Linked DNA regions of Homo sapiens: region 2 is linked to region 1. The links are chromatin loops, found by intact Hi-C in ENCODE. Cell type or tissue: sigmoid colon. All regions are shown on one strand. Links, peaks and the distances in the headings refer to the core of each region. The heading gives the core; the rest is flanking DNA.

Region 1 (16,532 bases), core at 3,040-11,039:
CCTGTTGAAAGCAACCTCTCCTATAAACCATCTGGATTAACTATGCCAACTGTTGGGGCCAACAGCACAGTTTTGATTAAGCAAGACACTGGGACCATAGCCACCATTAAGTTCAAATTATCAAAGAGCTAAATGGTCTGGTTTGGGAAGACAGGGGCAGTGAGGACCTTGCCCCTCCTATGTCTCAGGGCATTTAAAAAATCTAGTTGATATGTAGTGATTCCATATCTGAGTGCCTGGGAGCACTCTTCTGTTAGCCTTGGAGCAACCTGAAGATAAGAACTGGGTCTGCTTTTCAACCCTGGAGCCAACTCCCCAGTGGGGTAACATACTCACCTAACCAACACTGGGATCTTGGGCATCTTCTTGGAGACTTTAAAGAAACTCGTGTCCCCTTTGTTGTCAGTAAAGTAAATGCCAGCCACACTGGTCACGAGGTTCCCAGGGAACGTGAACAGAACCCTTTCATCCTCCCCCTGGTTGGCCCAATCCCAGGCTTGTCCTCCTATGAGCAAGCCGCCACCACATTTCATGAACTTGACCAGCTTTTCTGTCATGGTTTCATTGTAGGCATCAATACAGTAAACCCCCAGGGAGTCTTTCACTTCTGGCTCAACCTTTGCATCCACTCCAGAGCCCTCGAGGATTTTGGCCAAAGGTGCCAGGGATGGGTGTACACCAATGGGAGCCCCAGGGGAAGAGCAAAGCCACCCCACTGCGTTCAGGAGAAAGGGCGTGAGCTGGGCTTCCACCAAGTAGTCCTCATGGGACACGACCACCAGGCGGCCACGGCCATAGGAGGAGGCAGCAATGAGGACCTGGCCCATGTCATTCACCATCACAGGAAATGAAGCCTCTCCAATAAGAAGCAGTTCACATGGAACAGCATCTTCGGGTACATCCCAGCTTGTCACACCATTCATAAGGGCCTCGAAGGCAGCAGAGGGAGTCGCCATGGCTCTATTGGTTTCTGCAGAGAAGAAAGCAAAGGCTCAGCTTAGCGAAGAATGGATAAACAAAGAAACAAATAGAGCAGTTCACTCTTCCAGTAGCTGGGCTATTCTTCCCACTATGCAGATGAGGCTGACACTGGGAAATGATTTAAGCACTCGGTGTTAGTGTCTGAAGTCCAGGAGACCCCAATGGGCCCTCTCCTCTTAAATTCTGCAGTCAAACTTAGAGAGCTTGATACTTTTCCATCACAGAAGGAAACAAACAGAATGAAAGAATGAGCAAGGAATTGTGTCCCCCAAAGAGATATTTTGAAGTCCTAACCCATAGGACTTATTTGGAAAGAGGTCTTCACAGATGTAATCAAGCTAAGATGAGGTCATATGTGATTCAAATGGGTCATAGTCCAATGACTGATGTCCTTGTAAGAGGACATTTGGAAACACAGGGGAGAATGCTATCAGAAAATGGGGGCAGAGATTGGAGCGATGAGTCTACAAGCCAAGGAAGACCAAGAATTGCTGGCAAACACCAGGAGCTAAGTGAGAGGCCGGGAACAGATTCTGCCTCAGAATCGCCACATTGCTGACACCTGGACTTCAAACTTCTAAGCCTTCAGAACTGTGAGATGATGTCTTCCTGTTATTTTAAGCCACCCCATTTGTGGTCATTTGCTACAGCAGCTGCTGGGAATTCATACAGTGGTGCGGCATGTTGTGCTCCCAGCCCATTCCATCCCTCTTGGCTCCCACACTAATCAGATTAATCCCAGCTTGGAGAACTCAGAACTTCCATCTGAAATGCCTGGGCTTTCAGAAAAGGTTCTTTGGTCAAAGCCACAGGCTAGGTAAGAGGAAAGTGGAAGTCCTCTGTGGTTTAAATGCAAGTCTCACATAACCAGGAGCAGAAGGTAACAAGATATGCAATTACTGCAGCATCCTAATTGCACCTGGGATGCAGCTGACAAAAGTGTGGAGGTGAATTCACAAATATCCTCGGCTTCTTCACAATGAGATCCCCACTAATGATGCTCTATAGTCTGACCTCTGCTATGAGCACTGTACTGAAACACTTCCTCCAAGGACAGATGTGTTTTCATGGTCAGGTCATGCAGGTTGTCTCATCCTCAGTGACCACTCAGCAGCACAGGACATCACTGCTCTTCAGTCCATGAGGCTGAACCACCTCTGTCAGTGCGGCCCGAGGTAACCTCTTTATATCCAACCTCTAGAACCACTTACTTTCTGTCCTTTTCTGACCTCCTCTTGGAATATGCAGACAGCCCTTACAATTTAATCACTGGCCCTTACTACTTGTCTATCTCCCTTGTCAGATAATATGCTCACTCCCAACATAATACGCAACCTGATTATAAACTTGGGCTCTGGAGTTATGGCAGTCTGAGTTTGAATTTCAGCTCTGTTGCTTAACAATTGTGAGACGCGGACAACACATCTCAGATTTAGTTTCATTATTAATTAAATAGGAATAATAATATCTGCCATATACGCTTGTCCTGAGGATTAAGGGAAATAACATAGGTTAAATGCCTTTTCATAAGTATTATTTATATGCATAAACGTATATGTTTATAATTATTTGGTTAAGAATAAACCATTTAATTTAAGCATGTGAATAATAGAGAATTCTTGCAGTGGAAAAACAATTTAACCTAACATAGATTTTACAAGCACTGAATTGAGCATGTATTGATTCTGATTTAATAGTTTTCATATTTTGGTACCATACTAATACTAACACTAACACTAATGCTAATTACTATTACATTCATTTCTCATATATCTCTGTGTACCCTTGAGAAAGCCCTTCACACAGGCTGTGGGCCTTCCACAAGCCAGGATAAAATAGCCCCAGTCTTGAGGTAACAAGTTCAAGACCATACTGGCCATTTATAGCCAGTCTCTAAACTAAAAAAGTCTTGAATTTATTAATTTCCCTCTAAGTGAGCTCTTTTAAGGCAAATTACATAAGCTCAACGTTTCTAGTAGTTAAACAGAAGCATTAATGACCTACCTACCTCAGGGGACTATTGAGAAGATACTGATATGAACATTTGGTAAGCAAGAAGCTTGTCTCTTCCCTGCTCCTCCTGATGCCCACAAATAATCAGGATAGCAAAGTGCACAGTGTCACAGTATGTCTCTTCTCCCTGCTGCTGCCATATCCAGCTGGTCACAAGTCCTATTAATGTCCTTGTTCATGGTTTCCAATCACACTGCCATTAACCTAGTTTAGGTCCTTAGTAATTCATGCCTGGACTCAACCGACCCAATTTCTAAGTTACCAAGACCTCTTCCCACCTTTACTTTTCTAAAACCACTCTAATCATGTTATTTAATCTCAAAGCTCCACCTTGGTCTCTGGGGACCATCTACTGCCTCCTGGTGTGGACTGCCTGCAGAGCTGGCTGCTCCCTGGCTTTTCCTGCCTTTTCTCCTGCTGCCTTTCTCCCTGCAGCATCCCGTCTGCCAGGCGCCCTTGGACATGCCCTGTTTTCATTTTAGATTATCTTCCTAATCTCTTTCCATTCTGTTCCCTCTCCCAAATCTTTCTATCTACGGAAATCCTGTCCTTCTAAGAGAAGATATGGCACAGAAAAGAAAATATAAATGGCCACTTGTGTGGAAAAAATGCTCAATCTCACTAGTAGTCAAGTAATGGAAAATATATCATGTGTTGCTCATAATATTGTTAAAAAAGATGATACTTCTTTCTAGGAGAAAGTGGAGGAGGAGAAGAAGGGGAAGGAGATGAAGATGAAGAAGACAAAGGTGGCTAGTAAAGTTTAATATTTGAAAGGCTAATAATGTTTAATACTTAAAAGACCATCACAATCGGCAGGAATGACGGAGAATGTCTGCGCTCTTTTTCAAAAACAATTTTATGGTGCCTACTTGGCTTCAAAGGTGTGCCTATCTTTAGACCCAACAACCTTTCTTCTAATAACCGTTCTTACAGAACTAAGAAGGGCAGTATCAAAGATATACGTACAGGATGCTTACTGCCACACAAAATTACAAAGGGAGATAAATGAAAACCTAGAAGTACAGACAGATAGACTAATGACAAAGAATGTTTCCTAGAACCATTTTTGATTCTTGTGGGTGCAGGATCTCTAACCCAAACCCACACCTATCCAACTTCCACATAGCCCCCAGATACCCCATTGTACCCAGCATAAGACCCTGTAGCACTGTCCCCAGCCATCTATCCACACACACCCACTAAAGAGTTGCCCATCAGAACCCTTCTCCCTCAGCCTCTGCTGCCTCTAACGCTGGCACGAGTACAAGCAGAACAGGGACCTCACATATCTGTCTCACTAGTTGTTTTCTGAGCTAGTTCAAGGATGAGTTGAATATATTTTACATCCACCTAGAAGAATGTCCTAGATACATTTCAAGTGAAAATTTCAAGTCACTATGATATGCAGAACATGAAGTCATTTTTGTATGGGCAAAGATAATAGTAATAGTTGTAATTAGTAGTGGTAGTAATTATTATTAGTAGTAGTAACAACACAATGCTTACCAGGTTCCTGGCATTACTACACGTGATTTCTGTAACTTATTTAATGCTGACAATAAACCTATGAGATATTTACTATCACTATCCCCATTTTATGGATGGGCAAAACAAAAACTCCAAAATCATAATGCCCAGAGAATTAATTATTTGCTCAAAATCACACAGGTGCTAAGTGGTGGTGGATCTAGGATTCAAATCCAGGAAACCCAGTGCTGGAGTCCATACTCTTAAGCACCAGGAATACATAAGTACCTGTTACATACCAGGCTTTTATATGCATTGAAAATCTATGGAGGCCACATTTCAACATAATCACATTGATTACATTAGGAAGGAAAGAGGTGAACCATTTTCTCTGTCTTTATACAAATCTGCATCCTTTGAATTGTTGTATGTATTGCTACTACAATGAGAAACAACACCGAGTTAATACAAATTCAGTTAAGCATGTAAACACACATTAAAAGATTAGGTACAGTTTTTACATGATGAGGTAGACTGATCAACTGATCCTGGCTCACTGGACCTAAAAGGTCTTCCTCCATCTCTGATCAGGTTGTGCATCTGCCCATCTATAAATTTGATTTCCTCCTCTATGGGGGTCCCTTGAACTCTGCAGCTGGTTGTGTCCCCACTTTAACCAGCTATCAGTGACTCCATCACTTGACTTTTGAACCAAATGCTCCCTCTCTATGCCCGAATCCATGTTTGTCCTCCAAGCTTGGTGAGCTCAAATGAATAAAACCTGGGGGAAATGTCCTTTCATTTCTCTCCCTAACCCCTCCCATGCTTCCTGCTTTCTTTCTCCTGGGCCCACCTCTGGCCCCTTTTAGCTTGCTGGAACCAAAGCCAACTCCAAAGCAGAAAGTATTGAAGGCACAACCTGTAACTCAGGGAGAGAGCAGAGCTTCCACTCCCACCACAGAGCAGCGCCATGGCTCGTAAACCTGGTTTTCCCTTTGAGAGATGCGTGGAAGGGCAGGTGGATGGAGGGCCATGCTGGATGCTGCACCACCCATATCCCGTATGGTAGTGTGATTTCAAATCCTGAAACTAGAGTAAGTGTCTGAGGCCAGAGTATACATTTTATTCTTTGGATGAATAGACATTCCATGTCTGGATGATTAAATGACAGATGAGGGTATAAGGGTAAACCCAGGATCATTTTTTCAGCAACTAGCTAGCCTGACCTCGAAAACTGGTTTATATTACACACATTCAATTCCATAGGTCTTCTCTCCTTCATGCTGTTTTTTTCTCATGAACCTTCTGTTTCTTTTCCTTTCTATATCCAGTGTCTTTTCCAAGACATCGGGCTAGTTCAACCCCTTTTTTGAATTCTGTCCTAGACATTCCCAGCTCAGTCTTATTTTTCACTTAAGATTGTTTAATTCATACACCTGTAAGAATATGGAATACATGTGGAGGGATATAGATGGTAATAATAAAACAATCTGAAAAATTAAACAAACTCCCATATACCTACCATTCAGCTTAAAAAATAGACCTTTACCACCATCTTTGAAGCCCCTCCTGTGATCCTCCCCATTCAGCCCCTCTACCATCCCCATAGGAGTAAGCAGGGTTGGAGTCTTTGCTTCTTCTAGTCCTCTATTTCTACCTTACCGAACTGCCTTCTTAATTCTCAAGTTCCCCAGAGGCTCTGTCTTTCTCTTACTCCTATTCTCTCACTTCTCTCCTAGGTCACTCAAGAGGATGACATAATTGAGGAGCACAAGCCCAGGAGTGAGAAGACCTGGGTATTATTACCTTTTTAAATGTGGGCGCTGCCTACCCCCCAGCTGTTGATCTGCGTGCCTCAGGGAGTATTCTATCAAATGCACAGTGTGTGAGAAGGGATGTTCTAAACTCCCAGAGGCTGTCAGCACTCAGCTTGGAGTCTGGCGGGGCTCCACTCTCTTCTTTCCTCCCAGGCCCAAAGCCAGTCTGCAAAGAGCACAACGGTGACGTCTGAGAAGGGAGGGGGCTGGGGAGTGGGGGGCAGCCGGCAGGGAGGAGGGGAGCTCCTCCATGCGCGTAAACACACACACACACACACACACACACGAACGCTCACTCAAGTCTCCAGGGGCCAGTGCCAGTGGGAGATAGAGCTCAGTCCCAAAGCCAGTGTTCACAAAGATCAAAGGGCAGTAGGACAGTAGGCCACAAGTAATGCTCTGTCACCAGCTACCCGCGACCCTGCTCAAGCCCCGGGCCTTCTCATCCGACAAAGCAGCGGATTAGACGCGGTTCTCTAGGTCAGGCCCTCAGGTAACTCAACCACACAAAGCAAGCACACACAAACATCAGATGTCAGAACCTGGAGAGGAGGAGCAATGCGGCAGGGGGATGCGGGACCCAAGCGCAGAGGAAAATCACCAGCAGAAATACGGACACAAAGGGGATTCTCTGTCCCCGATGATTTCTGATTTCGGCACACCCAGACCCACGGCGCACCCATCGCGCCCCGCACCCCCGCCCCGGCCTCCCGCCCTGCCCTCCCCCCCGCAGCACCCAGGCCGAGTCCACCGTTGCTGGCCCCTTCTCCAGCCTGCCAGGCTTTTGGAGAGGGCCACTCACCAGGTCACCCTGCGATTTCCACGGGGGCAGGTGGGAGCGGGCAGAGCCTGGCGCAGAGAGGAATGCACAGGGAAGAGGCTTCCCTGTACCAGTGACTGGGCGACCGAGCCGGGATTTGGGAGCGGGGAGGAGGCTGGAGCTGGAGGAGAGGAGGGGTTTCCACGGGAGTCCCCTCCTCCCCACTTCCTCCCAGGCTGGAGTGGGAGCTCCAGGGGGCGGCGCTTGGCGGGGGACAGCGCTTCTTTGTGTCGCCGGCCCTGGTGGCTTGGCATTGCTGTGGCTTAGGGACGCCTGGAGACCCCATCCTGGCAGTGTGGACGGCTGTTTCATTAAAGATACAAACTTCTCTGACTCTACATTAGTAAGGGAAAGGCTGAGCAAATTGTGGGACAAACATTCTGCTTAGTATTATTCAGTTCTTAGGAAGAGCTTGAATCTCCATTTAGTCGGTGAATATACCGTGATATATTGCCAAGGGGAAAATACAAATTGTAGAAATTGTTGAATATGCTTTTGTTTTTATAGGAAAAACAAACCCCGTATATATTTGTATTATGGTGGGGAGAAGGGAAGGCTACATTTCTACCCATTAATATTGTTTAACTTGAGAAATAGGAGAGGTGCAACTTTTTATATAACTCTGCACTGTTTGCAGTTACGTGTCTTACTTTTGTAAATTAAAAATAATATACAGTTCAAACAATAGTTAACCAAAATGTATTTTTCGGTGTACAGTTCAAATCGCATTTCTTTCTTTCCTTTTTCTTTTTTTTTTTTTTTTTTTTTTTGAGACGGAGTCTCGCTCTGTCGCCCAGGCTGCAGTGCAATGGCGCGATCTCGGCTCACTGCAACCTCCGCCTCCCGAGTTCAAGAGATTCTCCTGCCTCAGCCTCCCAAATAGCTGGGATTACAGGCGCCCGCCATCACGCCTGGCTAATTTTTTTATTTTTGTAGAGACGGGATTTCACCATGTTGGCCAGGCTGATCTCAAATCACTGACCTCAAGTGATCCGCCCGCCTCGGCCTCCCAAAGTGTTGGGATTACAGGCGTGAGCCACCATCGTGCCCGCTCCCCATTTCTTTCCTTTATGATATCAGCTGAGAGCTGCTCCTCTCTCTTGTGTATGTGGCCACTTCACCTTTCTCACAGGTGCTGGCTCCAGCATGGGAAATGCAGGGTGGTGACAGGGACCCAGACTAAGTGGACTGGATTCAAATCCCAGAGCTACACTTTACCAACGGTGTGACTTTGGGGAAGTTACCTAATTCCTCTGTGCCTCAGTGTTATTACCTATACAACGGGGATGAGAAAAGTAATACCTATACTAAGCCTTATTATAAGGCTTAAGTTAGGTGAGTTTATGCTTGTAAAGTTCTTGAATCAATGTCTGGTATACGGTAAGACTGGATGAGTGCCTCATAAATAAATATTCAAATCATCCTAAAATTCAATATTTCATATTTCAGGAAAATGCATACCTTTTAATCCTAACTGGGGTTTGAGTCCCAACCCAAGCCATACTCCCTTTCCCCATCTCCCTTCAACTCCCTTTCTCCAAATTGGATCATTAGGAACAAGTCAGAAGGCCATGTAGATAGGTGAGCTCCGCGGCAGGTTTTATGTAAAGGAAATGGCAGGGAGAGAAATCAAGAGAACCTGAATTCAAGATTCTGCCAAGTCAAGGCCCACCTGAGAGACAGTGAGCACATCTTTTATCTTCTCCAGTGTTCAGATTTTTCAGCTAAATGAAGCGGGCTAGTGACTGGCACTCACTAAGTCCCTTCCGGGTCTGCAATGTCAGGACTAACAGCACCGCAAGTTAAAACCCTGTAATACTGAATCTCGTGCAAAAATTTTAAATTCAGAACAAAAACGCATACCTAAAAATAAACATTAATAATAAAGGACAAAATATACAAGGTAAGGGATGCAAGCTAACTTACCTCTCAGGATGGGGGCATGAGATTTGGTGGGGGGAAGGGGTTTTTAAGTGTTTTATTTCTTAGAAAGAAAGGGGGGTGGAGGAAGAGAGGGAGCGCTGAAGCAAAGGTGATAAAATGTCAGCATATAATAAATCTGTCATATTATCTCCTGCGCGTAGCTTTGAAATATATTTCATAATAAAATAAAATATGTTGCTGGTTATGTTCCTGGAGAAGAAATGCAGTATGAAAGAAATAAGAGACTGGTAGAAAGAAGCTGAAATAGAAACAGCAATGGAGAAAGCGCAGGCAACCCTTTTTGAAAGACATCTACCTCCCTGGACCCAAAACCCAAGGGGGTCCCAGGCCAAAAACGCGACCACTTTGGCAGCCCCGCGTGCGCCCCCCTCGGCCGCGCTCCCCAAGGACCCCGACCCAGTGCCTCCTTCTCCCACCCGCACCTCAGCGGACTGCATCGGGAGCCGCCCCTGAATTGGTCCGTGTGCCCGGGCCTGGTCTGGTCCCCGAAACCAGCTTTGGACGAGACTCACCCTTTCGTCCAGCAATTTCCACACCAGGCTACTTTGGAGTGGGGAGTCTTCCACAGAGATGTGGGAAGGCGCTGGGGCAGACGCCTTGGGAATTTGCAAATTGGTAGTGAAGTGGCTAGGAGGAGGCGTGTGGGGGGAGGTGGGCTGCAGTGCAGACGGTTGGGGGTTGGGGCGTCCCCGGGAGCTGATTGGCTGCCGCGGGTGGAGGCGGAGCTTGGCCGCCGCCCCCGGACCGCAGAGGCCCGGCTTTGTGTCAGTTTCTACCCCAAGATGCCGCCCCAGATCCGGGATGGAGACCCAGACGCCCGCCCTCAGAGTGCAGCAGGACGATTTGTTTCAAAGTAAATCGTTGAGACTGTTCATTAACAAGGGAGCGATGGATAAATAATGATGATCTCTGTGTAAAATAATATACAACTATTTCCAAGGATGGGTTAAATCTACTTATATAAATCTACTTATATATTGCCTCTATCTATATATTTATATATTATTTTTAAAATAAACATCTAACATAGTAAAAAACGTTCCATTTTGTGTAAAAAAAACTTCAAAACTGTTCATATGTACTTATATAAACACAGAAATTGTATGGAAGATAAACTATTAGAACCAGTTACTTCAGACAGGAAAGTGGATTACTTGTTATTTTTTTCTTGATACACCTCATTAGCGTTTCAATAGTCACACGCATTATTTTGTAATAAAAATAAATTTAATCAACTAAAAAACTACATAAAATATCCTCACCCAAGCAGCTGGCAGCGGCTTCTCTACAAATATGATTTCTCCCTGTGGAGAACTTTGTTGCTAGTTCTGATCCATGTTATTTGAGTGGAACACGAGACTTGACCATGGAGCAGGAACTGGCTTTATGCCTGACCAGGTCCTGCACTCGCATCTACTCATCTAACCTGGAGAGCTCAACTGTAAAACCTGGAGGAACCACTCATCTCTTTTTATGGCTGGTCCCCAGGGCCCCAGGGAGATTTGCATGGCCCCTGTCCTGTCTCCAGATTCCTCACCCCTCACTGCCCTGGCCCCTGTTTGCTGGGTACCTAAGGAAGGGTTGTCCTGGGACCAAACTGTTCTCTGGAAGAGACCATCACAAAGCTTTCTCCCTTACTACAAAAGTGTAGTGTCCAGAGTGGACCTTCCAGGGGAAGGTGGCTTCAGTGGTGAAAGGGACAGGGTACGACATCCCATATAAATTAAGGGTTTCATTTCAACTGCTCCAACTACAGGAAGCATAGGTTAAGAACTCTATTTTATTCTTTCTATTCCCCACTTCAACTAGGTCACAAACAGGTGCTCTGTAATGTCCACTGGATGGATGGATGAAATGGGGTAAGAAAGAAAATCCTTAGGATCATTCCTCAAAAAAACAAACAGCAGCCTAAAGCAGAAAATGGATGAAATTACACACCTCCTGTGCTGTAAGTAAGTTTTCTCCTTCCTTCATGCTCTTTTAATGCTTCCTCAAATTTTACCTTTTTTTTTTTTTTTTTTTTTTTGAGACAGGGTCTTGTGCTGGAGTGCAGTGGAGCGAGGCTCACTGCAACCTCGAACTCCTGGGCTCAATCGATCCGCCCACCTCAGCCTCCCCAGTAGCTGGGACTACAGATGTGCGCGCCATCATGCCCAGGGAGTTTTTGTATTTTTTTTTTTTTTTTTTTCTGTAGAGATGGGGTCTCACTTTGTTGCCCAGACTGGTCTTGAAGTCCTGGGCTCAAGTGATCCTCCTGCTTCCGCTCCCAAAGTACTGGGATTACAGGCATAAGCCACCCTGTCTGGCTGCTTCCTCAAATTTTGAGCTGGTTCTATCTCCTCTTTCTCAGTCTCAGACACCACATTATAAGCTAAATTTTAAATGCTGGATCCTTTCTTATTTCTACTTCCCCTTGAGTTTGTTTTCCTTTCTAATGTTCTGCCTGGAGTAGCTCTGAGTAACGAAGACTGCTATGAAATCCTGAAAGTATTCAAATAACTTTTGAGATACTAAGTTTGGTAAATATTCTGAAACATGTGAATAAATGAACAATTAAAAATCCATATCAAAAATATTACGCAATTCTTTAAAATGAGCTCAATTCATACCTTGAGAAATTGTCTTAATGTATATTTTCAGCAATAAAAGTATGATCCTACTTTTTGCAGGGAAAAAATTCTATAATTGCGTGTTTATGTTTAAGCACAGAAAACATAAGGACAAATTTGGCTACTTCAGGAAGTGGGGGAGGGTTGAGCAGTAATTTTTTTCTTTAGACACTTTGGATTTTGAAAATGTTACAAGTATTATTTTGCAACGCAAAATAAGACTATTATTCAGTAATACCACTTTTAGGTGTGTACCCAATATACACATTTTCACTGAAGGACACGTACTGGAATCCTCAAAGTGTCACCATCCAAGGTAGTCTAAAACTGGAAACTACTCAAATCCTATCCTCCCTGCTTTCTCAGCTCTAATCCACCCTGCTCTCTATCAGCTGGGTACCATCAACAGTAGAATGTTTAAATAAATTGTGGCATATTCACAATGAAATATGGTACAGCAATGAGAATGAATGATTTGCATTTTTCACAATATAGCTGAATCTCACCAACATACTGTAGTGAACTAAGCCAGAAACAAGAGAGTACATACTATATTGTTATATTTACATAAATATAAAAACAGGTGAAACTAATATTTGATATTAAGACTTAGAATAATATTTACTCTTGGGCCAGGTAGTGACTAGAGAGGAACACAAAGGCGACTTCTGGGTTACTGGTAATGTTCTCTTAATTAATTTAGGTGCTGGCCCAAGGTTGTGTTCAGTTTGTAAAAATGTATCAAGCTGTACATTTATGATATACTGATATATAATCACACATGCAAATATCTAACTTTAATAAGGTGTTAAAAATAATGTTTTAGTTCTAGGAATGTAGATAAATGTCCCAAAACATACTACTGATGCAAACAACATATATACACAAAATATTATAAATTCATCAATGAAATGATAGGAAAGTAGAGAGTACACAAAGCCAGAAACAAACTAAAAGCAGGAAACATTGAAGGAAGCAAGCATGAAAGCTGGCTCTCACCACAATGCTTCCACAAAACCCTGGAGAATGTATGGGGAGTGACTCTATGGGGTTTCCAGCCTAGGATATTAAGACCAAGCTCACAAAAAGAATATAATTAAAAATGACATCCCAGCACAAAGCTCACACACCAAAGGGGTATTCCAACAGGGTAAAGGTAAATAGGAAGTAAATTCATGTCACAGAAGAAATCAATGCAATTTGCTTGTCTTGACCCTGCTGAAAGATGAAGGGGAAAAAGATCAATGAGAATGAATAATCACAAACCAGTTTTCCATATAGGTTTGCAATATTAATTCATGCTACATCTGTGAATTCAAAAACCCTAAGCAAATAATTTGAGGTGGTCCCAATTTGCTAATGTATTCAATTGGAAGATGCACATGCATATCTTTTCTAGAGAAATTTAACTTTAATGTATCTAGAAATAATTTCTAGGACAAAAATTCACATGAAAGGAGAAGCTCACATTAATAATTTTTAAAACCACATAACACTCAGGAAATAAAGCACAATGAAAGACAGCCATTACAAACAAGAGAATCAGAAACAGGCAAAATTTAGATATCAGAATTACTAGTCACAGAACATAGAATAGCCATGTTTTGTACATTTGAAAAATAAAATAGAAACTAGAAACTTGAACAGAAAATAATTGTATTTATAAAAAAGAATCAAAACTAGAAATTAAAAAATAATTGAAATAAAATAGTTCAAAATAGAAATTTATTGAAGAGACTAAATAGAAGATTAAACAAAGTTGAAGAAAGAATTACTGAACTGGATCTGGAGTAGAGGAAATTATTCATAATTCAGTCTAAAATCGAAAAAATGATGGAAAATATGAAAAAGGATAGACGATATAGAGCATATAGTGAGAAGACCTAAGACACATCTGATCTGAGGTTCAAATAGATATAATAGAAAGATTGTGGGAGAGTTATTATTGAAAGAAATGATTGAATTTTCCAGAGATCTTGAAAGACACCAATCCTCAGATCCAGGGAGTCTAACAAATCCTAAAATGATAAAAAGAAATACTCATCTAAATATCTGTAGTGAATTAAAGAAGAGAAGACACCAAAGACATCTCAATTGGTTCAGCTTACACAATTCTGACTGAAAAATGAAAGTTGAGCAAACTCTCCACTTGATGGGATGCATCAAGATCAGCTGCAGAAAAGAGAAGAACTTTCAATGGAGATTTTAAACAAGTGAGATCAAGATTCTGAAGCATATCCTCAAAGAACTGTAACAGGAGAGGAAACATGGCTTTACCAGTATGATCCTGAAGACAAAGCAGAATCAAAGCAATGGCTACCAAGAGGCAGAAGTGGTCCAGTCAAAGCAAAAGCAGATGGGTCAAAAGCAAAGGCCATGGTGACAGTTTTTTGAGATGCTCAAGGTGTTTTGCTTGTTGACTTTCTGGAAGACCAAAGAATGATAACATTTGCTTATTACTGTAGTGCTCTGAGAAAGTCAGCCATAGCTTTAGCAGGAAAACACCCAGGAAAGCTTCACCAGACAGTCCTCCTCCACGATGGCAATGACTTTGCCCATTCCTCTCATCAACTAAGGGCAATTTTGAGTTTCAATGGGGAATCATTAGGCATCCACCTTAGAGTCCTGATTTGGCTCCTTCTGACTTCGTTTCCTAATCTCAAAAAATCTGTGAAGGGCACCCATTTTTCTTTTTTTTTTGAGACGGAGTCTCGCTCTGTTGCCCAGGCTGGAGTGCAGTGGCTCGATCTCGGCTCACTGCAAGTTCCGCCTCCCAGGTTCACGCCATTCTCCTGCCTCAGCCTCCCGAGTAGCTGGGACTACAGGCACCCGCCACCACACCCAGTTATTTTATTTTATTTTATTTTTTGTATTTTTAGTAGAGACAGGGTTTCACCATGTTAGCCAGGATGGTCTCGATTTCCTGACCTTGTGATCCGCCCGCCTCGGCCTCCCAAAGTGCTGGGAGAAGGGCACCCATTTTTGTTTGGTTAATAATGTAAAAATACTGTATCTACATGGCTAAATTCCTAGGACCTTCAGTTTCTTAGTGATGGACTAAATTGCTGTTATCACTGCTTACAAAAGTGTCTTGAACTTGAAGGGGCTTATGTTGAGGCAACATTTATTTTTCAAAAAATTTTTAATTCCATTATTCCCACAAACTTCTTGAAATTCCCTCATATCTTTGGAATAATCCTCCCATTGGAAACAATAATAAAAGCTCAACAAAATATAGGAAACCAACTGAAGACTCAGAAAAGTAAACAACATAAACAGGACAAAAGGACTATAATCCTTGATGAACAGAAAACACAGGACATGAGTTGTATATTCGCTATTGCTTTTTACTTTCGGGCATTTTTCATTTTACAGTGCAGGGTTACTGAGGCTGAAAAGGAAGTGTCAGTCTTACTGGTTCAAGACTATCAAACCAGGTGGAGCTCAAAGGGCAAAGTTTCAGACATGAAGAAACCAGACAAGTTAATCTAAAATTTTATATATGAATTCCCCTAATGTCACTGGCTGATTCCTAAGCTATGCATGCAATAGGAGAGACCTCAAGGAAACTTGTAGGAAATAGTGGCCAAAGAGCTAAACAGTTGAGCAGTCATTTCAGTGGTTATATTGTTCTGAGAAAAGCAATGGAGTTTATGCCCCAACAAAAAGAAACATTCTAATAAACACTCCATGATTTCAGTTGACACATAAGAAAATCCCTGACATATGAAGAAGCATATCTTATGGTTTAAAGACTATGTTCTTGGAGAAAGATCAAACCTTAAATGGGCTAGTCCTAACAAAGCCTAAAACTAATATTTGATAGCATCAAAGTAATCTGCTGGTACTTTATCTGCCCACTTCCCCAAAAAATCCTCTTGAAAGAAAATAACATCAATCAAAACCTTTATATTTTTTCATCCACAATATTCTGCATTGAATCAAAAATTAGGAAAGCAGTTAAAAAAACAGAATAAGTTGCCAATAACTCAAGAGAAATAACAGAAAATAAACACAGGCACAAGTGGTTCAGATACTTGAGTTCTTAGAGAACTTAACTGTGATTCATACGTTAAGAAATTAGAAACAAGGCTGTGGAATTTCAGCATAGAAATAAAACTCATAAAAAAGTAAAATGAAAAATTAAAAAAGAAAAATAATAATAATTAAAATTGGTACTTAATAGATTGCTTTAATAGCATATTAGACACAAAAGACCAGAGAATTGGTGAAGTATAGCAAAGGTAAGTAGAAAGTATCCATACATAACATAAGAGGAAAGAAAACATGATACACAAAGAGATCAAAAGATACAGAAAGAGTGTAACAGGATTATGAGATAGGGTGAAAAGTTGTGACACATGAGTAATCACAGTCCCAGACGGAAAGGAAGGAGATAATAAAACAAGCAAAATGTTATCAATTAATGATTTGAAAAACATCAAACCACAAGCTGAAGAAACTTTATGTTCCCCGAGCAGAATACACAGAAAGAAAACTACATTGAGACACATCACATTCAAACTGCTGAAAACCAAATTCATAGAGAAAATCTGAAAAGCAGCCAGAGATAAAGGATACTTTTCATTTAAATGAACAAAAAATACAGCTAATTTTTCAAAAGAGTGATGAAAATAAGAACACAACAGAATTCCTAAAAGATGAAAGAAAAAGAAAAATCTGCCAACCTAAAATTCTATACACAAGAAAAATATTCCTCAAAAATAAAGGCAATGTAATTTTAGATACACTAAAGCTGAAAGCATTTTCCACTAGAATATAACTACTAAAACTAATTTTTTATGAAAATTATTCCTCATAGAAGTACAGTGCTGTAGGAATTAATAGAGAACACTGAAAAGAGTAAATACATAGGCA
Region 2 (16,532 bases), core at 3,617-11,616, 110 kb after region 1:
GCCGAGGTGGGTGGATCAACTGAGATCAGGAGTTTGAGATGAGCCTGGCAAACATGGTGAAACCCCGTCTCCACTAAAAATTAGCTGGGCGCGGTGGCAGTTGCCTGTAATTCCAGCTACTTGGGAGGCTGAGGCAGGAGAATCACTTGAACCCTGGAGGCAGAGATTGCAGTAAGACGAGATTACGCCATTGCACTCCAGCTTGGGAGACAGAGCAATAATCCGTCTCAAAAAAAAAAATGGTAGGAACAACTTAGGATGGCTTAAAATAAAATGCTGGGAGGCATGAAAGTTAAGTTGTGATAGGATAGGTAGCAAACTAAAGCCTTTTGAGTAGATAATTGCGTTTTTAAAAAGACTGCAAATTGACAAGGCAGCCACTCCAGCTCAACCAGAAAAAGTGGCAAGCTGCGACTTGACTAACTGGCCACGTGGGTACTTGAACCAGCCAATGAGGCAGCAAGAGAAGGATGTGAGCGTCACTCTGGGCTCTGCAGAACTCCAGCCCCTGCCACTGCCTCACTCCTATGCTCAGTGCTGCAAGCTGGAATTTTTCTACACTTAAAATGCCACCAGCAGTTGGAAGTTCAGTTGGATACACCCCTTCAGACAGATGTTGGGGGTGGGCAGTCGTAGTGGAAGCTTTCATTTCCATCAACTTCTCTTAGCATTTCTCAAATATATTACTGTCTTCTTCAAAGAGATGGAAGGTATACTCCATGCCACCACCAGCAAAGTGTCACAGATATGCTCCATCATGCTGCCTGTCATGTATGGTGGAGGTCTCATCAGCAGTATCCTGGTGAATAATTTGGCAGTTGTTCAGTCATGATTGTTGGTGTTGCTTGTCAGGCTGTAGCTTGATTGTGGCTTCTTTCTGTAGCATTATACAGGAACTTTACTTGTGTATAGGAATCATTGGAGGTCTTGGGCTTTCCTTTAACTTGAACCTAGCTCTGACCATGATTGGCAAGCATTTCTATAGGAAGTGACCATTGGCCAACAGACTGGCCATGGCAGGCAGCCTCTCTATGCTGGCCTCCTCAGTAAGGCTTTCTTTGGTATCTACGGATGGAGAGGAAGCTTCCTAATTCTTGGGGGCTTCCCTGCTAAACTGCTGCGTAGCTGGAGACCCGATGTGACCAATAAGGTCCAAGCCAACAAAGGCAGGGAAAGAGGTCTAAAGAATTCCTTCAGGAAGCTGAAAAATCAGATGCAAAAAAGGTGCAGGTGATACAATACAGATCTTATTGGAGGACACCCAAAAGAAGGGAAATGATTAATCTTCCAAACAATTAATACATTCTTGTACTCATCCCTGTTTACTCAGAGAGATTTTTTTTGCTGTACCTCTCTGGAAATGTGCTCACATTTTTCTGGACTCTTTACACCTTTGGCCTTTCTCAGTAATGATGGCAAGAGTCAGTATCACTCCAGGAGAAGTCTGCCTTCCTTCTTTCCCTTCTGGCTTTTGTTGACACACAGCAAGGCCTTCTATGGGACTTGCAGCCAACACAAAGCAGATAAGGCCTCAAGTTCTCAAGTTCAGTATTTCTTTGCTGCTTCCATTATCATGAACGGAATGTGCCATTTGCTAGCACCTTTATCCACCAGCTATATTGAGTTCTGTGTCTCTGTGGGATTCTTTGGATTTACCTTAGTGGCTCAGTTCCATATTGTTTGAAATACTGATGGACCTCATTGGACCCAGAGGTCCTCCAGCACTGTGGGTTTGGTTTACCATTGTGGGATGCTGCTGTGTGGGATGCTGCTGTGTCCCCCTGGGGCCACCATTTTTAGGTAATCTCAATGACTTATTGAAATTACAAATAGACATATGGGCATATGGCATAATCTTAATTATTGCAGGTGTCTAGCTCTTCATTGTTAGGTGATAGGTATCAATTATCAACTTTTGGTAAAAGAATAGAAAGCAGAAGAGAAACAGGAAAAGGAAAGTAAAAAGAGAAGAACAGCATAGATGTTACTGAGAAGTCCAAAGTAGTTACTAAAGAAGAGGACTCCCCTAACTAGAAAGGTACAGAAGATGGCCCCAGTGAAGAGGAGAGTCCAGGCTGTACCCATTCAGCTAAAGGGTAAATGGAGCAGTTCATGACCCAAGATATCTGAAAATATTCTCCTGGCCTGGGATCTACCAGTGGTGCTCAATGCAGATAACAGACATTTGTGTGGAAACCATACCAGGTGTTCATTGATGGAATTTTTGTTTCACTCCTTACCAATAGCTTAAATTTAAAATGCCATATGCTTTGGGGAGGGGGTGGTTGATGGTAAAGGATGAGGGAAGGAAGTAGGTTTTGTTTTAATCTTAGCTTTTAACAGTGTCATGAAGATTTTAACATGTGCCTTACAGTTTAGTCTTTAGAAATCTTCAGAGAACTTTTAAAATAATTCTGCTGAATTCATGTATTTTGAGTGTTGTGTTAAAAAGAAAAACCATAACTAACTTGAGATGAATTTAAAATTTAAAAGTAATCTTGCTTCTTTGGCATTTGTAATGTATTGTCAGATATGGTCACTGGAAGATTTATGAATAGAAACGTTGGTTGAAAGTTGGAGATTTTATAAAATGCTGATGAATATGTTTTTCCAGCATCAGTAGTTTTTCTGGCATATGGTTCTGCTATCTATATATTTAGGAAATTTGAAGCATAAAACTTTGGAAGCATCTTGGCTGTTCTAGCCAGATTGTACTTGTCGACACTTCTTGGGTACCATTTCTTGGGATACTTATTAGAAGTCAAATAAGTACTTAAGGGTTGTTTTTATTAAAATACTACTTTGCTCCCCTGTTTAAAGACAGATTTTGAATGGTTATAAATTATTGCCCCTGCTCAAATCACTTGGTATTATTTTTCTCACTGTAAAGGTTAGTATTAAAAATTTCAAAACTATGTATTTGTGACTTCTTAGTAAATACAGCACATCCAATTAAATGTAGACATATTTCAAACATCAGTTGAATTCAGTTTAGGTTTTCCCAAAGCCTTGGTTAAATCATGAGACTATTGGATCTTTTTTGTGAAAGTTTTCTCCTTTGATTCACAGAGGTCTCATTTATATCTGATTCTAGCTTAGTGCTGTGTGTGAGATATACTCTCTGTGTGTTTGGTGGGGTTTTTCTTGTTTTGTTTTGCTTACTTTCACTTTTAGTTTGAATCTTTGCAAATTAAAGAGGGCCAGAAAAATGTGGCACCAAGCAAGCAGATAAGGATAAGGTTATGAGAGAAATTGCTAAGTGTGCCTAGTTTTAATGACTATTTTTTTTTCTTTTTTCTGAGAAGGCCTTAAAGAAAATCATGGTATACTTAGAATTATTGGACACATACTTACTCTCCACACAAAGCTAAAAATTATGTGACCCATTTCACTGACCTGAAAAGTAGAGAAGTAGAAGTAGATTCTACATCAGGATAAAAGAGGGGGTGGACCAAAACAAAAACTAAATATTTCTTATATTCAATGCATTTAATTGACAGAATGAACATATTAGATACAAAACCTTGTGTAAGAGGCTGACTTTTCCAAATAAACTTCTTTTATGGAAAAATAAAAAGCTGTACATTTCTCTCTGTTGAAAGGAAAGAAATAAAAGCCAAAGTGATAACTTAAAAATGAAGCTGCCACCCACAGGGGATGAGGACTTGGATGGAGCCCAGCATCAACAAGTAAGTTTTAATTAGGTCTGATTAAGCACTTCCCTCTAGGAGGCCATCCTAAACAATTTCTTCCTGCATCACAACCCTGTTTATTTGAACTCAGCAGGAAGTTCATACTTTACAGGTGGTCTTTCTTCGTCTTGGTTTTTATCTCCATTTGGCTTACACATCTGAGCAAATTACTCACCTCCTGTGATTCCAAAATCAACCCGAAAGTGATATTACAAAGTTATTGTCATGAAAATGTGATCAAATAATAGGTAGCCAAAACATAGGGAGCAGAGATTTAGAGAGTTGTGTCAGACATCTAATAGATAAAAATATTTTATTTTTATAAACTTTTGATGTTTAAGGTATTTTCTACCTTATAAAACTTAGTTATCCATCATTTTACACTCTAAATAAATGTTTATTTTCATACAATCTTTGTTTATTATTTTATGTTCCTTTCCCTAAAGGGTACCTCGTAAATTATCTGTTTCATACCCCACAAAACCTGAATGTATTTTTACCTGAATTATTTAAATCATAAATTTTTCATTTTCTCCTGCATCATTTCCATAAGCACAAATTTCATATGCCTTTGCCATCTGAAGGAAAAATGAACCTCCTTAAGACCACATCACACCTACCACTTGAGAATAAATCATTTTTAGATTTAAAAAAATAGATCACATTATGTATCACCTTACAGACATGGTCCCATTTCACTATGCTCCTTTACATAGAGATTCCCTGAAGGAACTAACTGCACCTTTCATTCCCATGTTCTCCCCTTCAATCACTGCCCATGAGGTGGAAATTAAAGAAGAAAAAATAAAATTAAAAAGAAAAAGAAACAAACTTTCCTGTATTCAGCTGACTTATCCCAGAGGCAGCAACAGACATGGCCCAGACCCAGGAAAAGCCTCAATAAACACTATCTGAGAAACTAGGACACAAAGGAATGTGCTCTGGAGACTCTCCCAGCACTCCCTCAACATAGGAAGGAGAAAAACAAATTTTCTTTTCTCTTATGGTATGAGTTTATAGATTTCTGTTCTCTGCAACTAGTAACTTCAAATTTTCTGTTTTATCTAAGCAGTACAGTGAAGGTCATGAGCTGTTTGAGCAGGCCTGAGCAACAGCCACCTGGGTGTCATAGCGAAGGTTATGAGATAAGCCCATGCAAGATGCTAGAGCAAAGCCTAGATAACAGCCATCTGGGCTGTGCATCAAGGGTCATGTGTAATTCTGGGTTATGCACCTGTCACAATTTGATTAACTGCCTTTGTTCTGCCTCTGTATCCTTGCTTTCATGCCTTTACGCTTCATGCTACTGTACGCTTGTTTCAAGCTAGCCCACTCCCTTTCAAAGGTGTGTATGTAAGTCAAGTGCTGTCTTTGTTCTTGGCCCAGTTTTTGGATGTTAAGTCTGCTGGGTCTGCGTGCACTCAATAAGGATCCTCTGGTATTCACCCCGTGGTCTCTCTTGTCCTCCTGATTCCTGCAACACTCAGTCTAAACTAAGATTTTGATCCCACCATTCGTCCAAAATAGCTAGTGTATAAATCACTAGAATTTTTCATGTTGCTAAAACCAATGGTCAATTTCAGTCCTCATCTCACTCGGCCTCTCTAGCAGCATATGACACAGTGGATCCCACATTCTCCTTGAATTCCTGTTACCTCATCAGAAAGTTCTCAGACTCCTGTGCAGAAGCCACATTCTCTTCTAGATGTCTATATATTAGATGATTAAGGATTCAAATACAATCTCAAATCCAAGTACACTAATACCCAAGTTGATCTCATCTAATTTTATAATATCAGTAAACACTAAGGACTCCCAAATTATACACATCCAGCGCTGCTCCAGTATCCAACTGCCTACTTGATAACTCTATTTAGATTTTCACATATGCAAGCAAGTCTCTACTTTTACTCCCCTCACCAAAATATTCCTCTTTCTTATCTTAATATATGGCATCATAATTTTTATACTCTTGTTTCCTCCATTTTCCTCATTACATATTCAATCCATAATAAGCAAATCCTATTGTCTCCACATTCAAAATATTGATTTTAGAAGCCATGTAGAATTATGCAAAGATTACCTGCCATGAAAAATTAAAGAGCTTCCTAAGCAAAAAAAAAAAAAAAAAAAACATAAATAAAATCTCTTTTTCAGTGTTTGAATCTCATCTTTCATGACAGGTAATTTTTGATTGAGTGTTGGACACTGTGTTTGGAAAACTGAAGGAGTAATTTGAGGCTCTACATAATGTTATCCTCCTCAAGAGAGGATTTATTTGACTTCTATCAGGCAATTATCTATGAGCTTCTTTATGAAGCATTTTTATTTTTGTAATTTCTTCTTACTCCCAGAGAAGAATACTTTAGAAATCCCAGCTGACCATATAGATGTTTAGAAAAGATCTGTTCCTTAATGAGCCCAGAAAGGTAGCTGTTGCTTTCTCAGTTCTTTGAGTCTACCATAAGTTCTGCCCATTTTCTTAGTCTCTTGACCACTGTTAGACTCAGTAACATTGGTTTTAAGGCATTTTTCAGTTTTATGATTCATGGTAAAAACAATTCCAAAGAAATATAGACATTGACACAATCAGACATAACTATAAAATAACTGATTAACATATTAACATGTTTAAGAAAAGAGAAACCATGTTGGAGAATATTATCAAAAATCTGGAGTCTACTAAAAGGAATCAAATGGTGTTTTTAAATTTAATTTTTTAAAATAAAATTAACAGTCTCAATAGCAGACTAGAGAGAACTGCAGGGGATTTGTGAAGTAGAAGATAAGTCAGTAGAAAATAACCTGATTCAGGGGAGAAATAAAAAAAGAAGAAAAATTTAAAACAGCATTAGTGATTTATGGGATACGCTAAAAAGGTTTAACATTTGGATCATAATGAAAAGGTCTAACCTACTTGTAATTGCAGACTCTAACTGAAAGAAGAAAGATAATGGGAAAAAGAAATTTGTAAGACATAATGGCAAAACATTTTCAAAAATTTAATACAGTCATCAAAACACAGATGCATAAAGTGTTACAAATCTCAAACGGGAAAAATACAATAGAAACATACCTAGGTATATCAGAGTAAAACTGCTGCAAACCAAAGGTAACACAATTTTTCTTTTTCTTTTATTTATTTATAATTTATTTTTTAATTTTTTTGTGGGGTTGGTGCGACGGAGTCTCACTCTGCCGCCCAGGCTAGAGTACGGTGGCGCAGTCTCAGCTAACTGTAACCTCCATCTCCCTGGTTCAAGTAATTCCCCTGCCTCAGCCTCCCAAGTAGCTGGGATTACAGGCGCATGCCACCACACCTGGCTAACTTTTTTGTATTTTTAGTAGAGACGGGATTTCACCATGTTGGCCAGACTGGTCTCGAACTCCTGACCTCAGGCAATCCACCCACCTCAGCCTCCCAAAGTGCTGGGATTACAGGGGTGAGCCGACGCGCTCAACCACAATTTTTCTTTTTAAAGTATTCAGAGAAAGAAATAAAATTATCTTTAAAGAACCAAGATAGAAGCAAAATGTTTTCTTCCCTGAAGGAGGATGGGAAATCTCTCAGCTCCTACCATAAGCCTTGCAAACAAAATCAACATTTGTTTACCTCTGGAGAAAGGTCAGAAAGCCTTCTTGCCACTTGTCCAGACAAAAGTGAGTTGCTACTGAGGGAAAAGTAGAAGTAAAAGCAGTTTGCTCTTAGGGAAGAGGTAGAAATCCATTCAAGCTAGGATCCTGCCCTGCTACTAGGAGTCCACTAGGATAAGGGCAGAAACTCCCACCCATGACCAGTCACAAATAAAAAGTAGAGTCTGGCTGCCATGACTGGTGAGATGAGGTAGGAACACCACTTCCCAAGTCTCAGGTTTATAGGGGCTGACTAGGATGGAGGCTGGATCAGGGAAAACAAGGATATCTTTGCCCCTGTCACAAGCCTTGCACCAAGAAAAAATCAACAGCACCTATTTCCGGGAAAGAAGCCAAAGTATGGAGATACCTTGTATTACAAAGGCAATGCTACGCTTGGTAAAATTTGGGTAGAGCAGGAACACTGATTAAAATCTCCTATTTAGGTTCAACAAAGCATCATTCTTCATGGTCAGAAGAATTTGAAATCTGTGGAGCACTGCAAGTAATTATAGTAACAATACCCAAAACACCTCAACCACTTACACACATAGTCTGACAGAAGGACCAGCACCCCATTTTTAAGTATAAATACTCTATAGCCTAGTCTCTACTGTTCTTTTACCAACAATTTCCAGCATTTAATAAAAATTATATTTCAAAAGCAGCAAGAAAATACTTACTCATTGTTAAGTGAAAGCATTCAAAAGAATCAGAACCAGGAATGATCTAGACTGGATCTATCTATCAAACAGGAATTTTACCCTAACTATAATTAGGATATAGCAGAAAACATAAGCAATGTGCATGAGAACATGAGAAATTTTAGTAGAGCAATAAAACTGTTTCTTAAAGTAAAATAGAAATGCTAGAAACAAAAAAAAACAACATAAAAATAGATTATTTCTTTGATGGAGTTAAGACTATCACACAGGGAAGAGTCAGTGAACATGAGGTTATGGAAACAGAAATTATCCCAACTGGAATAAAAAGAGAAGAGTGAGTGGATAAAAATAGAACAAGCTGTACAACAACATAAAACAATCTAACAGATGTTTAATTTGAGTCTAAGAAGAAGACAGAGTAACAAGGCAAATGAAATATTTTCAGATATCATGGCTAAAAGTTTTGCAAAATCAATGAAATAAATCCCAGATTCAAGAAGCTCAGAGAATCCTAAGCAGGATAGAGAAAAAAATCATATTCAAATTGCCAAAACTCAGATACCAAAATAAAATCTTGAAGATGTGTATAGAAAAAGAAATATTATACACACATACAAAGATAAAATTACAACCCATTTATCATCAGAAATGAGGCACAGCATAAGACAAAGGAGGGCACCTTTAAAATGCTGACAAGAAAAAAACTCTCATCTAGAAATCTATACACAGTGAGAATTTCTTTCAAATATAAGCATGGAATACTTTTTCAGATAAACAAAACTGACGTACTTTATCACATGTGAGTACACTGCAAGAAATATTAAATAAAGTTCTTCAGGAAGAAGAAATGTGATACCAAATGGAAATTTGAACCTACAAAAGAAATGAAGAGTGCCAGAGATGGCAAAAATAATGAAGGCAAAAAAGATTTATTTTTATTAATTGTAAATAAGAACTGACTGAATAAAGTAAAAGTAGTAACTGTATTGTGGAGTAAAAGTAAATGTATTGTGAAGTTTATAACACACTTAGAAATAAATGCCAACAACCATAGCACAAAGATGAGAGGGAAAAAAATGGAAGTGAACCGTTGTAATATTTTTACATGTTTTGTAAAGGACTATAATATTATTTAAAATTGGACTATGATAGACTAAATATTTATGTTTTAGGCTGGGCACGGTGGCCCGCGCCTGTAATCCCAGAACTTTGGGAGTCCGAGGTGGGTGGATCACCTGCAGTCAGGAGTTCGAGACCAGCCTGGCCAACATGGCGAAACCCTGTCTCTACTAAAAATATAAAAATTAGCTTGGCATGGTGGTGGGCACCTGTAATCCCAGCTAATCAGGAGGCTGAGGCAGAAGAACTGCTGGAACTTGGGAGGCGGAGGTTGCAGTGAGCTGAGATCACGCCATTGCACTCCTGCTTGGGTGACAAGACCAAAACTGCGTTTCAAAAAAAATAAATAAAAATAAAAATAAGTTATGTTTTAAAATTTAGAGCAACTAGTAAACACATTTAAACAAAGGTATAACTAATAAGCCAATATTAGGTATAAGATGAAATTATTAAAATTAATTAATAAAAAGGCAAAAGTGTAGAAAAAGAAAACAAAAGCAAAAGCAACAACAACAAAAAAAACAAATAGCAAAATGGTACACCTAAATACACCTTCATCCTCTAATAGCAGTAAAGGTAAATAATCTAAAACACAATGATTAAAAAGCAGAGAACAACATATAGAATTGAATAGAAAGACCCAACTGTGTGCTCTCTACAATCAATGAACTCATTTTTAATATAAAATAATAAATTGATTAAATGTAAAAAGATAGTGAAGATCTACCATGCAACACTATGTCAGAAAGCTGGAGTGACTATAATAATTTCTAATAAATTCCCATAAGAAGGTATATTACCAGAATTAACATAGGATATTGTATAATAAGGGAGTTGATTTTTCAAGACAATATAATAATTTTAACAATTTAATAATAGCACTAAAAATACAGAAAGAATAGACAAACCCATCATTATTAGTGAAGATGTTAACATAATTTTCTCAGTATTTGATAGATCAAGTAAACGATAAGAAAGTCAGCAAATATGGACGACCTGAACAACACCATCAACTAGATTAACCTAATTGACATTTTTATAAAATTCTACTCAGCAATAGAAGACTACAAATGTCAACATATTTGAAATTGAAATTATACAAATATTTTCTTTTAACATAATGATATTAAATTAGAAATAAGGAAGTGATATTAAATAAGAAATAAGGAATAAACCAAAACCTCTGGAAAAATCCCCAAATGTATGAAAATTAAACTCTATACTTCTAACTAATCAATAAGTCAAGGAAATCACAAAGAAAATTAGAAAACATATTTCAAATTGAACAAAAAACAGAGCCTAGAGAAAAATGTGAAGCACTAAACGCTTTTGTTAGAAGTGTCTCAAATCAATGACTCAGAGTTTTACCTTATGAAACTAGACTGAAAAGATAAAACTAAAGACAGAAGATGCAGAAGAAACAAAATAAAATATAAAATGATGCAGAAAAACAGAAAAATAGTAGAGAAGTTCAATGAAATCAAAAGCAAGCTTTGAAAAGATCAATAACGTTGAAAAATCCGTAGTCAGACTGATCAAAACAAAGAGAGAAAACACAAATAAAGACACATACAATTAAAGAGAACACATCTCTACAGATCCTGCAGACATTAGAAACAACACTAAGGTAATAGTTTAATAGCTTTATACCAAAAATTCAAAGAACTTGAGTGAAATAGTTAAATTCCTGAAAAATCAAAAGCTGCCAAAGCCCACATAAGAGAAAATAGGTAGCCTGACTCCCTATCTATGAAGGCAATTGATTTTTTTTTTTTTTTTTGAGACGGAGTCTCGTTCTGTCGCCCAGGCGGGAGTGCTGTGGCGCGATCTCCGCTCACTGCAAGCTCCGCCTTCCGGGTTCACGCCATTCTCCTGCCTCAGCCTCCCGAGTAGCTGGGACTACAGGCGCCCGCCACTGCGCCCGGCTAATTTTTTGTATTTTTAGTAGAGACGGGGTTTCACCGTGGTCTCGATCTCCTGACCTCGTGATCCGCCCGCCTCGGCCTCCCAAAGTGCTGGGATTACAGGCGTGAGCCACCGCGCCCGGCCGGCAATTGATTTTATGGTTAAAAATCTTCCTTGTGGAAAAATCCAGGTCCAGATGCCTCCACTAATGAATTCTACCACATATAAAAAGATAATATAGTGCTACTTCTACACAAGTCTTTCAGAAAATAGAAAAGAATACTGACTATTATTTTATGAACCCAGATTTACCTGATAACAAAACCAAATATATAAGAAAAGAGGCTGGCCACAGCGGCTCACACCTGTAATCCCAACATTTTGTGAGACCAAAGTAGGCAGATGCTTGAGCCCAGGAGTTCAAGACCAGCCTGGGCAACATGGCAAACCCCATCTCTACAAAAATACAAAAAAGTTAGCCAAGTGTGGTGGGGTGCACCTGTAGTTTCAGCTACTCAGGAGGCTGAGATGGGGGGTGAAGGGGTGGCCTGCCCCTCCACACCTGTGGGTATATCTCAGCAGGTGGGATGAGAGACTGAGAAAAGAGATAAGACACAGAGACAAACTATAGAGAAACAACAGTGGGCCCAGGAGACCGGCCCTCTGTTCCCTCAGCACCGGTCTCTGAGTTCCCTCAGTTTTTATTGATTATTATTTTCACTATCTCAGCAGGAGGAATGCAGTAGGAGAGCAGGGTGATAATAGAGAGAAGGTCAGCAAGAAAACATGTGAGCAAAGGAATCTGCTTCACAATTAAGTTCAAGGGGAGGTACTATGCCTGGATGTACACGTTGGCCAGATTTATGTTTCTCTCCGTCCAAACATCTCAGTGGAGTAAAGAATAACAAAGCAGCATTGCTGCCAACATGTCTCGTCTCCTGCCATAGGGTGGGTTTTCTCCTATATCAGAACTGAACAAATGTACAATCGGGTTTTATACCGAGACATTCAGTTCCCAGGGGCAGGCAGGAGGCAGTGGCCTTCCTCTATCTCAACTACAAGAGGCTTTCCTCTTTTACTAATCCTCCTCAGCACAGACCCTTCATGGGTGTCGAGCTGGGGGACGGTCAGGTCTTTCTCATCCCACGAGGCCATATTTCAGACTATCACATGGGCAGAAACTTTGGACAATACCTGGCTTTCCAGGGCAGAGGTCCCTGTGGCTTTCCGCAGTGCACTGTGCCCCTGGTTTATCGAGACTAGAGAATGGCGATGACTTTTACCAAGCATACTGCTTGCAAACATTTTGTTAACAAGGCACATCCTGCACAGCCCTAGATCCCTTAAACCTTTATTCCGTACAACACATGTTTTAGTGAGCTCAATGTTGGGGCAAAGAGGCTAGGGTAAAGAGGTTAGGGCAAAGTTACAGATTAACAGCATCTCAGGGCAAAGCAATTGTTCAGGGTACAGGTCAAAATGGAATTTCTTATGTCTTCCCTTTCTACATAGACACAGTAACAGTCTGATCTCTCTTTCTTTTCCCTACAGGGCGGATCACTTGAGCCTGGGAGTTTGAGGCTGCAGTGAGCCATGATTGTGTCACTGCACTTCAGCCTGGGAACAGAGCAAGACCCTGTCTCAAAACAAACAAACAAAAACAAAAGAGTCCAATAACCTTCATGGACACACAACCATTCTTAATAAAATGTTAGCCAATCAAGTCCATCAAGTTACAAAAATATAATAGATTGTGACCATGGGGAGTTTATGCAGGAAATGCAATGTTGATTCAACATCCAAAACTAATTCTAATCAATGTTATTTCATTTATCAACAGACTAAAAGGAAAAACCAATTCATCATCTTAATAGATGCAGAAAAGACAGTAAATATAATTCAATACTCATTAATGACAAGGACTGTAAAAGACTAGTTATAGAAGATACTTCTTAACCAAGGATGGTGTCTAATGAATAACTTGCAGCTAACAACAGCTAACATTATGAAAGATTAATTTTCCTCTAACATTGAAAAAATGACCTGTATGTTTATACTCATCATTTCTCTTCAACTGAGAGTCCTAGCCAAAATCATAAGGTCAGGAAAAAATAAATAATAGGGATACAAATGAGAAAGAAACAAAATAAAACAATTTTAAACTTCAGGCAATGTTATTATATACATAAAACATAAAGACTCTACGATAAAGCTTGTAGACATAAAGGAGTTTGGCAAGGTTGCAAGTGGCAAAGACAATATATAAAGTAAATATATACACACACACACACATATACATATAAGTATAAAAAACACACCATTAAAAAAATGAAGTAAGGAATTCCATTTCTTCATAGCTCCATAAAAACAACTAACAAGGCCGGGCATGGTGGCTCATGCCTGTAATCCCAGGACTTTGCGAGGCCGAGGCAGGTGGATCATGAGGTCAGGAGTTAGAGTCCAGCCTGACCAACATGGTGAAACTCTGTCTCTACTAAAAATACAAAAAGTAGCCACCATGGTGGTGCGGTGCCTGTAATCCCAGCTACTCAGGAGGCTGAGGCAGGAGAATCACTTGAACCTGGGAGGCGGAGTTTGCAGTGAGTGGAGATTGCACCACTGCACTCCAGCCTGGGCAACAGAACAAGACTCTGTCTTAAACAAAACAAAACAAAAAACAAAAAACAACTAATAAGATGGCAAAAACTGTCAGAATTAGCTTTTGTTTAACTATGGATTCTAGCCAAAAGTTTAAAACAAACAATGGAAGATTAATGAAAACAGAAGCTGCCACATTGCAGTAACAGAGTTTTGGGCATTTAAACTACCCACCTATCCTCGCTCACTTCCCAGATTGGTGTCAGCTGTGAAGATAACAACCCACACTTCTGGCACAGATTTAACAATGTGCGTGAGAAAGAGCAATATGAACCTTATTCTCAAAGAAAACTGGTTACAATTTTCTAACCATTTGGAAGCCAACTAAAGGGCTTACCTTTGTGTTTCTTGAATGGAAGTTTTCCCAGGGCTGGGGTAGCTTCCTAGGTACCATTTGCTGAATGCAGTTAAAAGCAAAAGCATTGGTTGCAGCAGTCTTGGTCTAGGGATAAAAGTGGTAACAAGCAACAGACAGAAAAGATTGGGAAGAAAATAGGTTGGGGAAGAAGGTACATTGGAAAATAAGGGATTTTTTTATAACTCAGGTGTATGCCAGAAAACAAAGAAAGCCAGGTGTATATCCAGAGCAGAATGCATGCTCAGAAAAGGCCTGAGAAGGCCCTAAGATTTCACCTCTGAATGACCTTCAGGGTCTGCCCAATAACAATTGACAGCTAAAACCGAGTTGTAATGGCCAAAGTGTGGAGGTGTGCCCCAAACAGAACTAGTGTCAACCCCAACAGAGAACAATAATAAAGAATAAAATGCTCCTTATAATAAAAACAAACAACAACAAAAAAAGTGGACATAACAACAAATATACGTGGACTCCGAAAGAAGAAGGCAGATAGCCAAGGGACCTCAGGCACAACACACAGGTTCTTGGAGTTTCCCTATTGCCTCCCGTATGTATTGAACAGGAATCTGCAGAAGACTTCAACCTGAAACCAATTGGTATAGGAAAAAAAAAAAACTCCAAGGAAAGCCTGTACAGCTGAATTCTAGGATAAGATCGTGTCAACATGTCCCAGAATACAGCCAATGTTTATCTGCTAAATATCTCCATTCTAGAATTGCTTGTATAAAATGTTGACTCCAGGAGTCAAAAATGATTGTCACAGTAACTCACAGAATCTTCTCACAGTAGATGGACATTTTCTATCTTTGGAGGAGAAATGTGGTCCCCCTCAGTGACAACCATATCACAGCAGCTTAAAACCATGTTGAAAAATTGTGGTTAATATAAAATAATACATTTTAGAGAAGTCAGTTTTTCTGAGACTTGGAGATAAATCAAGGCCAGAGACTTGAAAGAGATGCCTTACTTTTATTTGCTACTACTTGGTTTTCATACTTCAGTCCTGTAAGAGAAATTGTACTGAAGGCTGCTTGCTTAATTACCATAAACATGTGTGGCTCTCCACACTGAACTGTTTATAACTTTTAATATATTCATCTACCATTGCATCAAATCACAGTGAATCTGATAGCTTTTCTTTGTGAGAGGGCAACTTAAGAGTTCTGCCGGCTACAGAAGAAGTGATTTTTAGTACACTAGAGCTTTGTACCAGAATGTGAACTATTGGTCAAATGGTACCCATGGGCAGCTGACAAAGTGACAATAATTCCATCAGGATAAATTTACTTAGTGAACAAGTTGACATAAGTATCTAAAACAAAAACTGTCATTTAAACTTGTACTAAAATGTACTAATATCAGTCTCCTTTGGGCATCAATATCACATTTGGAGCACTTGCATGATCATCCTGTTTCAAGTAAGCCAAAGATGGAAGAATATTCGAAAGTCTGTATATAGAGATTTCACTGCAGTACATTTTTCTCTTCATCTGTCAAAAAATATGGTTCTTTCCAAAGTGCGTGGTCATAAGTGGACCTTTTTTTCCTATGGAACTAATAACATATAAAACAATTAAGATCACCACAATGGGCAAATGGAAATTTCTCTTGGATCCCACAAGAGAACTGAACTGCCATTGTCAAGGTTCTTTTCTCTTGGGTCTTGGCAGATATGTAGGGAAAGTCTTGGTACTCTATAAAGCCCTCAGAATCCAAAGGTCTTCACAGCTCAGTGTGCCTAAAATCACTGCCATGTTCACCAGGAAGGTGATGGGCACCCTAGTCCCAGGGTGCTGGACGAAGCAGCCTCGTGCCACATCAGATGCAGATGTGGTCCTAGTGCCTAGGGCTCTCCTGTCATCTTATCCTGGCTTTCAGCTTGAAAGCAGTGGGGCAATCTGTACCCAGTCACTCTTTCTAGGTTTAGAAAGTGGGTTCCTCACATCTATTCAATACCTGAATCTTTTTCTTCTGCATCTTCCTATTTTAGAATTGGTGAAGGCTTTGTTTTCACATTTCATCCTATCAGAGGCTGCTGTGCCAAGGTAAGTGCTCCCTCTCAGAGCATTACTTTCTCACTATGCAGGCAGCCCTGTTTCAGGCTCCTACAGCGCAGCAACATTTAAACTCTAAAATGTTTAATGCCTCTCTGTTCTATCCACTCTCAATTCCTAGCAATCGGTCCGGATAATATTCTTGTCTCCTGAAATCTAAGTGCAGCCAGTTATGCAGTGAGCTGAGGGAGCAGGCTCCTCTTGCCACTTTGGAGACATCTCTCTGTGTGGGATCAAAAATTAGTGCCCCAGATTATGATCCCAAACTTTAGATCCCTACCATTGACCCGATGACCTGATATCCCTGTGCTGCAACCACCACATCTTCCTGGCAACTTGTTTCTGGTGGTGGCTACAAAAACTGCTGCTATCTTGGCAGGGGCGGAGGTTAAATGTTCATCAAATTCAAATTACTTGGAACCTACGTATGTATAGAACCCTGACAAAG

The links. Hi-C counts contacts between places; a loop is a spot of excess contacts. Peaks named below come from ENCODE experiments on the same cell type or tissue, not always from the same donor. Only the 100,000 strongest peaks of a DNase experiment are listed, where the experiment ranks them.
Region 2: it touches region 1 in a loop (5-fold over the local background); 2 of 110 quality-filtered maps call a loop at or near these places.

The regions. Positions count from the first base shown.
Region 1 is chr7:143,875,653-143,892,184 of GRCh38, forward strand. TCAF1 (TRPM8 channel associated factor 1) reads right to left here. Exons shown (of 9, transcript NM_014719.3): 2 at 337-970. The coding sequence starts at 956. It overlaps LOC105375549 (a long non-coding RNA gene), which reads left to right and starts at 9,799. Exons shown (of 3, transcript XR_007060574.1): 1 at 9,799-9,898; 2 at 10,855-10,993. RefSeq lists enhancers at 9,474-9,523, 9,554-9,613. In sigmoid colon, for the core only: no CTCF peak of the experiment used is centred there; DNase peaks (open chromatin) are centred at 6,439, 7,309 and 9,669; H3K4me3 peaks cover 2,836 bases; H3K27ac peaks cover 537 bases.
Region 2 is chr7:143,984,576-144,001,107 of GRCh38, forward strand. It overlaps OR6B1 (olfactory receptor family 6 subfamily B member 1), which reads left to right and starts at 15,745. Exons shown (of 2, transcript NM_001005281.3): 1 at 15,745-16,075. It also overlaps the pseudogene SLC16A1P1. In sigmoid colon, for the core only: no CTCF peak of the experiment used is centred there; no DNase peak of the experiment used is centred there.